Linked DNA regions of Homo sapiens: region 1 is linked to region 2. A link is a loop called in an ENCODE intact Hi-C map of the cell type or tissue named here. Cell type or tissue: GM12878. All regions are shown on one strand. Links, peaks and the distances in the headings refer to the core of each region. The heading gives the core; the rest is flanking DNA. Region 1 has its middle 2.8 kb from the start of LINC00428. Region 2 overlaps AKAP11 (A-kinase anchoring protein 11).

The links. Hi-C counts contacts between places; a loop is a spot of excess contacts. Peaks named below come from ENCODE experiments on the same cell type or tissue, not always from the same donor. Only the 100,000 strongest peaks of a DNase experiment are listed, where the experiment ranks them.
Region 1: it touches region 2 in a loop (4-fold over the local background); 1 of 110 quality-filtered maps calls a loop at or near these places.

What each region holds. Positions count from the first base shown.
Region 1 is chr13:42,872,812-42,878,197 of GRCh38, reverse strand. No RefSeq gene overlaps it. Among named protein-coding and RNA genes, the nearest start is that of LINC00428, 2.8 kb to the right of the region's middle. RefSeq lists an enhancer at 4,759-5,386. In GM12878, for the core only: a CTCF peak has its summit at 2,209; DNase peaks (open chromatin) are centred at 1,144 and 1,767; H3K27ac peaks cover 1,239 bases.
Region 2 is chr13:42,274,891-42,280,276 of GRCh38, reverse strand. The region is part of intron 1 of AKAP11 (A-kinase anchoring protein 11); the gene reads right to left. Among named protein-coding and RNA genes, the nearest start is that of AKAP11, 5.4 kb to the right of the region's middle. In GM12878, for the core only: a CTCF peak has its summit at 2,223 (motif pointing right); a DNase peak (open chromatin) is centred at 5,006; H3K4me3 peaks cover 3,975 bases; H3K27ac peaks cover 4,318 bases.

The DNA.
Region 1 (5,386 bases), core at 235-5,234, 600 kb before region 2:
GCTGGGAGTGGTGGTGGGCGCCTGTAGTCCCAGCTACTGGGGAGGCTGAGGCAGGAGAATGGCGTGAACCCAGGAGGCGGAACTTACAGTGAGCCGGCGATTGCACCACTGCACCTCCAGCCTGGGCGGCAGAGCGAGACTGTCTCAAAAAAAAAAAAAAAAAAAGTTTTCCCTGTCCTTTTCTATGTATGTGAATCTTTTTAGTGGCTAAATAAGCCTCTGGGCTACCTCACAATCTGGAGTGTTTCTTCAAGGACCTGGACGTCCTCTCTTCCTTGATGTAATCATCAAGGAAGCTAAGGCTTTAGCTTCCGGTTTCCTAAGAGGAGAGGGGTGTAACTTCAGTTGTTGTCTGACTCCAAATTGCAAAGCCTAACTAATGGTAATGGGTTGTATCCCCTTAGCTATAAAAGAGTGAGAGTTCTTTCTGGTCTTTGCCATTTCTTTAGCAGATTGCCTGTAATGTGCATCACTTTCTGGTTTAATGCTTATTTAATAATAAAATAGTTTTCCTTTTACCTTTGTAGAAAGCTTTTCTGGGTTAGGAGGACATTTCGTTTTTAATTATATTTTCCCAGGAGTGCTCACTATGTGCCAGGCACTCTTCCAGGCACCAGAGATATAGCATTAAATAAGACAGAAGCTGCCCTCATGAGCTCATATTCTAGGACAGATAGACACTGAACAGTAAGAATAATATCTAAGGAAATCATGCAGGCAGCACATTAGAAGGCGGGGCGGGGGGGGGGTGGTAAGTGCAGTAAGCCATGTGTAAACAATCGAGTGTGATGAGCTGTGTAAAGAACAGTGGGAGTTTAAAGGAGAGAGAGGTAAGTTATCCTGGGGCAGTTGAGGACTTGATGTTTGAGCTGAATCTTGAAAGATGAATGGTTTTGAAAATAGCTCATTGCTTTAGGGGAGGAGTGGAGCTGGTATTCTAGGAAGTGGAAGATATTTGATCAAAGAAATATACATGACAGCAGAGTACATTAGGGGAAGTCTGCATAATCAGCATCTCATTTGATACCATCAACAACCAGAGGCAGAGATTTTTTTTCTTGTTCTTCCTTTTTCTCTCTTCTCCTGCTCCTTTCTCCTACTCTCTTGTAATGATTCATACTGTTGACACATATTGAGTTTACTATCAGCTAAAATCTTTAAACTTTTTCACACACATTGTTCCTGAGTCATAGCACCCTAATCTGTACTTGTTGGCATACGTTTTATTCTCGGTAACCTTGTAGGAGTTTGTGTGTGTGTGTGTTGTGTATTGAAGAAGAGTTGGAGAAGAGACCGAAGTAGTTAGGCTGAATAAAATAGAACTCTGGAAATGATGACAGGCATCTCCCATACTTAAAGGTCTATCATAGGAAGAGAAATCCATTCTTTTTTTTCTATGTGATTGTTAGAACTAGTGGGTGGTACTTTAGGGATATAGATTTCTACTCTATGCCAAGAAAAGCTTTTAGAAGTTGATTTCAGAATTGACCAGGTACATCTCTAAAGAAATCCCTTGGGGAGAGGGTGAGGTCTTGGAAAAAATACAGACTCCTGGGCCCCATCCTTGACTTACATCACAAATCTTGTTACCAGGGACCAGGAATTTGCATAACAGGCTCTCAAGGAAATCCCTAGGTACACTGAAATTTGAAAACTTCAAGAGAATTAACATACCTTTTCTTTGAGAGCCCTTTCAACCTGGGGAAACTTTGATCCTATGAGACCCTAGAAAGGGGAACCACAGAACATTCATTTTCTTTGGGGTGTGGTGAGTCTGATGACTGTGTAACTAGGATGATTATTGAGAACTGAAACTAAAGTCCTTAGCTCCCCAGTCAACTGAACAGGCTGCCTCTTGGCCAAGAGGACCCCAGAGAAACCTTTTAAAAACTGAGTTTCTGGCCATCACAGGACGAGAGGTCAGATGCACCTCTTTATCTTCCCTCCCTTTTGTGGTTTAGACACAACATCTGACCAGCATTAATGTTGAAATAGAGATCACGAGACTGTCAGAACAGACTCTTTGTTCACAATGAGATACCACATTATAAACAGGACCGAAGGCCATGTTAAGTCATGGACTCCTACAGTTAAAGAAGAAACTGTGTTCCAACTGCCACAAGGTTTTTCTTTTTCTCTAGCAGCTAAACACGCGCTGGCCTTGAGATAAGCAATATTAAACAATTGCAGCTCATCCACCAGCAGAGCTGACTAACTGAGGCCCCCTGCTCCACAAGCCAGAACTACAGCTTTGATTGAATAAAAGACTGGTTTCAGTATTTTTCTCCTGCTAAGAGACCACCCACAGATCGACTAGTTCCAGCCGAGTTACAGATGCTGTGCATTTGAGTGCCTTCCTTTCCCTGCTTCACCTTTTGACATATAGGGCTTACTTGTAATATATTTCAATGTTAAGTCTCCACCTAAGGGAAGCATGAGATGCATGTAACATGCATGTTTATTCAGTATGCATGCCATGTTCCCCCTTCATGAATATCTGGACGAAAGACTGCATAGCTCCTCCCGTAACCTGTTGAATATATACATATATTTGGCCAACCTGTTCAACAAAACGTATGTCTCATCCTTCCCTCCCTCGAAGTACCCGCTGACAGAGGCTTCTCACAGAAGCTACACTTCTCAGCCTGTCAGAATGGCCACATTGTAGGCTGCGAGTCTTTATAGCAAACAAAGTCTCCTTTCTAAATTTGTGATTTTTAAGCTGATACCATAGAATTCATCTTTCAAATCAGGACACTTTTAAGAGTGAAATGAAGTGCTAAAAATCCTGGTATCTTTTTTCAAAAATTTACTAACTGACAAATACATTTTTATTTTTTGATGGATCTGCCAAATAATTATTTTGAAACACTATTTCAAAAATATTTTTTCTAGAAAGTAGAATAACATATATCTGTGTACACCAAAGAAAACTTTTAAAACTTCTTTACATATATAAAAAGTAGAAATTTTACAATAATATAATCAGAATAATTACCCCTTTAGTCATTTTTTGAAAACACATTTGTCTCAAATACCATGTCATTCTATTTTTCTAAAGAATGTTTTCTTTTCCTTATATGGTCTTGCTATGTTAAAATTTTAAATAAAATTGTCCCAATATTTTCTTCAAATTTGCATTTAATGACTAATAAATTTGAAATGAACCTTCTCTGTAGACCATATCAGGATTGAGAATATACTCTTTTTAACGTACTTAATTTGTTTAGTTTCTTCATGCTTTGGTGGGGATACACTTTGGTGTCTTCTTGTTTTTAAGACTTGTTACTAATAATTCCAATTGTCTAAACATGTGGAAAGCTAAAGTTTTTTGAAACTCTATTCATTGAAAGTGCTGATCAAAGATTTCTAACTGATTTGGACAAATTCAGCCCAGATTTAGAGAGCTAATTTTTAAAAAGAATTCAACAAAAAGATACTTAGATTGATATACAAATTATTTCTTCAATGCTCAAATATTTCTAAAATTCTCCTTATGGCAGACAGCAAAGAGAGAAAAACACATGATACTGCCTTGTATTTAAAATCATATTTTTGCAAAAACTATAGTTTAGATATTTTAAGTGTATACATATATATCATATTTATAAATTCTTCGTGACTGCTACTATTTTGATTGGTAGATTATCACTACTTGTTTGAGTACAAGTATGAATCATGTTGCACATCTAATTCCCAGTACATTTCTGCTCCATAATTCTTTAGAAAAAACATGCTTTTACAATGACACTGTGCTATGCCAAAATTTGTACTTAATTATGACACAAAGATAACTTTAGTTTGAACTTTTAAAAACAATTTATGATAGCACTGATTCATTTAACTGGATTTACAATGACATCTCACTCTAGTAATATCAGATGTTTTTACCGTCAGCAAAATAAAATTCCAAATGTTTTACTTTGATACCATGAATTGGATGAAAATAAAAGGAATCATTGTTGAAAATAACTGTTTTCCAATATGAAGCATCTGACTCCATTTCTATAAAAGTGGCATCATTTAATTGTTTGAAACTTTTTTTTCTGCCATTGGATCCAGCACCTTACCATCTATCGCTTTGTAGGGGAGGAGACCAGCTTTTCCTCTCTCCATCTTAGGTTCATGGCTGAGGCCCCTATAACAAAAGACAGATGAACCAGAGAAAAGCTTACATGTTTATTTAACATGCATTTTACATGAAATGGGAGCTTTCATAAGGAAATAAATACCTGAAGAAACAGTTAAACCTGTGTATTTTTTAAACCTGTGTATTTTTATGCTGGGTTTGATGAAGAGAGGAGAGTCATAGAGAAATATAATAGGGTGAAAAGTATGACATGATGATTATAAACTGGGGAAACTCAGCAAGGCCAGTTTGTTCAGTTTCCCTTCTGTGACCTTTTGTTTTCAGGGATAAGGATGTTCCTTTCTTCCTGGCATAGAGAGGGCACATCTTACATGAGAGTCTATGACCTCTTTCAGGGGAAGGTCAGAAAATCTTTCCTAGGTTTTATGAACTGCATCAGGGAAGGAGGCTGGGGGAAAGTCAGAGACACTTTCCCGCTTCTGCTGTTTTCCTCAAATTTCTTCCGTTTAAAATATTCAATACGCCAAGGAACCATATTTTGGAGCAGCATGCCCTGAACCCCATCAGCTTCACTTTTTGTATGTGTACAACAGACACAGAGTGCAGATTTAGAGAGGCAGTCATTTGATCCAAATGAAAAGCCATGCTTCACAGGATACTTTCCTTGTCTGCACGTGTCAAGTCCTCATGTTCATGCACAGTATGTATCTCAAATGTACTCTCGAATGAGAGTAGATACTAATAGTTTAGCAGATTCGTGTTTTCTATTTTTCATGTGGTGAGTGATGTCATATAGCCCCCATGGTAAGTGTTGATAAACATTTTGGGATTTATAGGTTTGTCATTAACATTCTCATGAACAAAGTATTTGATTTTCCATTACACATTTCCTTTCACTTTTTGAGCCCATTAATGCCAAAACATTTTTTGCAAAGTTAAAACGTGTTACTGTCAGGCCTCTGAGCCCAAGCCAAGCCATCGCATCCCCCGTGACTTGCACGTATACGCCCAGATGGCCTGAAGTAACTGAAGAATCACAAAAGAAGTGAATATGCCTTGCCCCACCGTAACTGATGACATTCCACCACAAAAGAAGTGTAAATGGCTGGTCCTTGCCTTAACTGATGACATTACCTTGTGAAAGTCCTTTTCCTGGCTCATCCTGGCTCAAAAAGCACCCCCACTGAGCACCTTGCGACCCCCACTCCTACCCGCCAGAGAACAAACCCCCTTTGACTGTAATTTTCCTTTACCTACCCAAATCCTATAAAACGGCCCCACGCTTATTTCCCTTCG
Region 2 (5,386 bases), core at 98-5,097:
ATATATATGAAACATTGGTTTTAAACATCAGACAACAGGGAACACGGGATTGTGATCCCTGAGAGAAGGGAAACACTGGCTGCCAGCTACTTCCAGGTCACAATACAGGGACAGGAAAGCCAAGCAGTCTGGTGGTTTCACTGAGTTTTAAACACAGATCAGTTTGGAGAGACCAAGATGGCTAGAATTTACAGGGTATTAAGCTGGAGGGAGAGCTGAAAGTAAGTGAGAGCCCTAGAGATAAACCATAATATATTCCACCAGAATAGAAAAACCTTGTAATGTATCAGGTAATGATAGACTCCTCAGAAGAAGTAGCAGCCTTAGTAGAAGCAGCCTTAGTAGAGACAATAATTCAGCACTACGTTAAAAACTGTTCTGGACCCACACTAATAAATTCTAAAAGCAAGCCCTGAAACAACCCAACAGATTCCAAGTAACTGTGCACCCCAACTAAATCCAACACACTTCAGTAATATAATAAATCAAGCAAGCAACAGTATAAACTCAATGGCTGGCATACAATAAAAATTACCAAGCATGCAAAGGAAGAGAAAAATATGAACCATAACCAAGAGAAAAAAAGGCAATAAATGAAGACCTAGAAATGACAGTGATGATGGCAGGAACAGAAAAGGATTGTAAAACTATAGTACAAATATGTTCCATATACTCAAGAAGTGAGAGGAAAACATCACCATAAGGAGAGAAGGAGAAGATACAAAAGACACCAAAATTGAACTTTTAGAGATGAAAATTAAATATACTGAAACGAAAACCATACTGGATACAATTAACAGATTAAACTAGAGAAGAAAAGCTCAGTGAACTTGTAGACAATGTAATAGAAGCTATCCAAAATGAAACATGGAGAGACAAAACTTAAAAACAAACGTAGAGTGTAAGTGACTTTTTAAGCACCATAAAAGGTGAATAACTGGAGTTCCACGAAGAGACATAGTGAGTAAGCGAGTGAGTGAGTGAGAGAGAGAGAGTGTGTGTGTGTGTGTGTGGGTGTGCACGTGCGTGCACTGGGGAAGTGGGTGCAGAAGAAAAAAAAATTTGAAGACAAAATAGCAGAGAACTTCCCAAATTTGATGAAAACCGTAAACTGACAGTACCAAGGAAGCTCAGCAAACCCTAAGAATAAACATAAAGAAAGCCAAGGCAAATCATAACCAAATGGCTGAAAACCAGTGATAAAGAAAAAATATTAATTGACCAGAAAAAAAGTACACATTATATACAGAGGAACCAAGGACAACAGACTTCACATCTATATGAACCGGAAAACAAGACAATGGAGCACTATCTTCAAAGTACTAAGAAGAAGAAAAAAAAAAAAGCATCAACCCAGATATACTCAATGAAAATGTATTTCAAAAATTAAGGCAAAATAAATTTATTCACATGAATAAGGGCCGTGAAAATTCACCACCAGTTGACCACCACTAGAGTAACTATGGAAAGAAATTCTTCAGGCAAAGTAAAACAATACCAGATGGAAATCTGAATCTTACACGAAGGAATAAAGAACATCTGAAATGGTAAATATGAGGGTAACAGAAGTTATTCTTCATTTTTCAATCCCTTTTAAACAGTTAAAATATAACTGTTTAAAAATAGTAACAATTAATTAGAGGGTTTAAGACAGACATATTGATAAAATGTATGACAAAATAGGATAAAAAATGTGGCAGGGGAGATGGAGACAAAAAAAGACTGTCATAGATTTCTACATTAAACATGAAGTGATGTTATTTGAAGAAAACCTGTAATAAGTTATCTTGTAAACCCTAACACAAACACTAGAAAAATAAAACAGAATAATACCTAATAGGTGAACAGCAGAATAAAAGTGATGTTATCCCCCTTTTTGCAAATAAGGAAGCTAAGTTCCTTTCTTGGGTACAGACCTGTTATTTGACTTACAAAATCTAAAACTACTACAGCTATCAGATACTATTTTGTTTTTCAAAACAACAGTCAATCGTATAAAATGATTTTAGTATGTCTTAATATCTATTAAGATATTTGCTTCTTTATAGTTTCTGCCTTTTTCCTTTTTAATCCTCAACCTCATTCCTGCATTCACAATATATATGTTCTTACCGCTACAGAGTTTCTCAATCTCAGCATTACTAACATTTTGGGTCAGATAAGTCTTTGTTGTAGGAGGCTGTGTATGCATGGTAGGACACTTAGCAGCTTCCTTGGCCTCTACCCACTAGATGCCAGTAGCACTCAGTTGCAGTAACCAAAACTGTCTCCAAATATTACCAAACATTTCCTTGGGGAGCAAAATCACCACTTACCCTATTTTAGCACTTTAGACTACAGTGCCTTATGTAACAGTTAAATGTCTACATGTCTATGCCCTGCACTGGACTGTAAGTACTACCAACGTTCAACACATACATTCACCAAGCGTCTAAGTAACAGTGATTGGGATACAACAGTGAATTTCATTCCATCGCCATGCCTTACTCATCTCTGCATTCCCCAAAGGCCTTACTCATAATAAGCAACTATAGATTTACTGAAGTGAACGAGCTGTACGGTGAAGAGAAATTTCATCAATGACGTGAATGCAGACAGGCATTTGGTGGCAAAAGCAACATCACCAAATAGAAAATAGGGCCACTTACCTAATGACTTTTTACAAAATTAATCCAAGAATATTTGTTCTGTCACTTTTGTTTTCCCAAACAGTCACAGAGAAAAATTATTGATTTTTCAACTGCATTCCAGATTGAGATCTACTTATAAGGTATGTTTGAGCCCAACTAGCCACTGGTATTGAAAGGAATAACATGGGTCTAGTTGACAAAGTACTAAGTGTGAATGGCTACTGACTTCAAAACTACTTATTCAGCAACAATAAACACAACTTTTAAACATGCAACGGTCCATTGTTAGAAGTTAATTAGAATAATCAGATGAAGGCAGGAGGATAAAACAGTTAACATTTTCATAATAAAAAACTCATTAGACCTACATTTGAATACAGTTTTAAGAAATCACTGTAAAGGATATATGCCCTCAAATGATTATCTTAGTTTCACTATTGAGTGTGCATCTGTAATATATTTGACTTTCAAAAATATTTTCAACAACTGATTTATAATAAAACTTTGTATATGTGTATGGCAATATTATAAGGATGATATGCTATAATTAAAATGCTATGTAATTGAATACCTACAAAAAAATGCAACAACAAAAAACTAAAATCTTGAGATTGTGCTTTCAACATGAATATGCTCCCTAGAAAATGGAGTAACATTCTTAATCTTGTACGTAGCCCTATCCACAAGACTATTTCTAACAGAAAATATGTTCAGAATTTTAACCCAGGAACACATTTCTTTTTATCAGTGACATCTATGACGCCATGACTCTAAGAGTATATTGCTGAAAAGGCATTTAAGTAGCTCTTACAGATATAAGGATCTATCCTAAGCTGCCAGTAGCCGAAATAAGTCAACAGATCTACTTTGCAGATGGGCCAGTCATAGGAAGCACCCAAAAGCCCACACAGAACCTATTAACTAACAGGGTATATTACAGCATAAAAAAAGAAGAATGTGAAAAATAACTTTAAGGTTTTAAGCCTGGGATGCTGAAAGAAAATTTTTTTCTTTGCAAATCAGAAGGTAAATCAGAAGGCTTTGCAAATTAGAAGGTAACTGGAAGACAGTATTTTATATCAACATAGGAATATCCAAGAGGCTAGGTACAGTGGGCGCATACCTGTAATCCCAGCACATTGGGAGGCCAAGGCAGGTGGACGGCTTGAGCCCAGGAGTTTGAGACCAGCCTGGCCAACACGGTGAAACCCCACCTCTAAAAAAATATAAAAATTAGCTAGGCGTGGTAGCACACACCTGTGGTTCCAGCTACTCGGGAAGCTGAGAAGGGAGAATCGCTTGAGCCCTGGGAGGAGGAGGTTGCAGTGAGCCAAGATTGCGCCACTGCACCCTAGCCTGGGTGACAGAGCAAGACCATGTCTCAAAACATATAAATTATATAAATAATAATACCCAAAAAAAGAACTAAAAATTAAGAGATTTACTTGGGGTCAGAGATGGAGATGTTACTCTAAGAATAATCCACATATAGAGAACCTGAAAGCTGGTCTCAGCGACTGGGAAAGAACAGAAATTCAAGAGAGCATCTATGAAGACAACCATGATAAAGGGTTCCAGGACCGGCATAAAAGGAACCACAAATAAATGGCAGTCAGAAAGGTAGGTGAGGTAGAGATTTAGAAGAATTTAGTGTCACTGAAGTCAAGAAATGGTTTTAAGCATGAGTGGTCAGCACTGGACTTCTAGACTTCTTGAGGGCAGAAATTCCTTCCTCTCTGAACACGACCAGAAGCCTGTATCACAGTACCTGCCACACGGTATGCTCTCAACAAATACTAATACCGTACCCTTGCATTGTGCCTGCCATATGCCAGACACTGTTTAATTGCTTTACATACATGAATTCATAATTCTCACCACAGAAGGTGCTATTATGCCCATTCTACGCATAGGAAAACTGAGTCATCAAGCATTTCAGTAATTTGCCTGAACTCCCACACCCAGGAGAATCTGTCCTGTAAAGAGACTACTGGTTAGATCTGGTTAGAACATTACCAAGCTGAGAGCAAGTTCAATGCAATGCCAGAGGAAGAACTCAAATTGCAGGATGTTAAAGCACACCTGAGGTATCCATCACTTCCTCCCTGTCCACTCTCCTTTTGTTAAATATGTTGGCATGGCCAGTTTAAAAGGAGCAGCCCTGCAAACTGTGAGACAAATCTAAGTCTCTTCCTCATCCATTTTTCCCATTCCTATCTTTCCTCACTCTCCAGCCAACTGTGCTAGAAGCAGAAACCTGACCAATTGGATTCTCTCTCTAGAAACATAACTGAGACTTGGAGATGTTTGCTGAGAACCATGTTGCATAGTCAGTGAGTCTGATGTTGGCATCATGGCAAACCAAAGTCTCATGCAAATCAAAGTTTTGGGGAAGTGGAAACCAAGAGCTTTAAAGAGAAGGCCAATCTGAAAGAAACTGGAACAGACCTGCGTGAGTAGCAGAGACATAAGACCATGTGCTTCCAGAGAAAAACTGGAAGAGTAACTGCCTGAAGACTTTCTGGTTCCCAAAACGCTGAATTGGAATCATGCAATGGACTTCAGCAGCACTGTATGACAAATGCTTTTTTTTTAAGTAGGCTAATTAAATTGGCTTTTTCTTCCTTGCAATCAAAGAATCCTCAAACCATTACGGGAGGTAAAAATAAAAACACTGAGTAAGCAGCTACTATGTGCTTCGCACTAACTTTTTGAGGTGGGTATGAAGAAAATGAGGCTCATTTAATTAATAGACC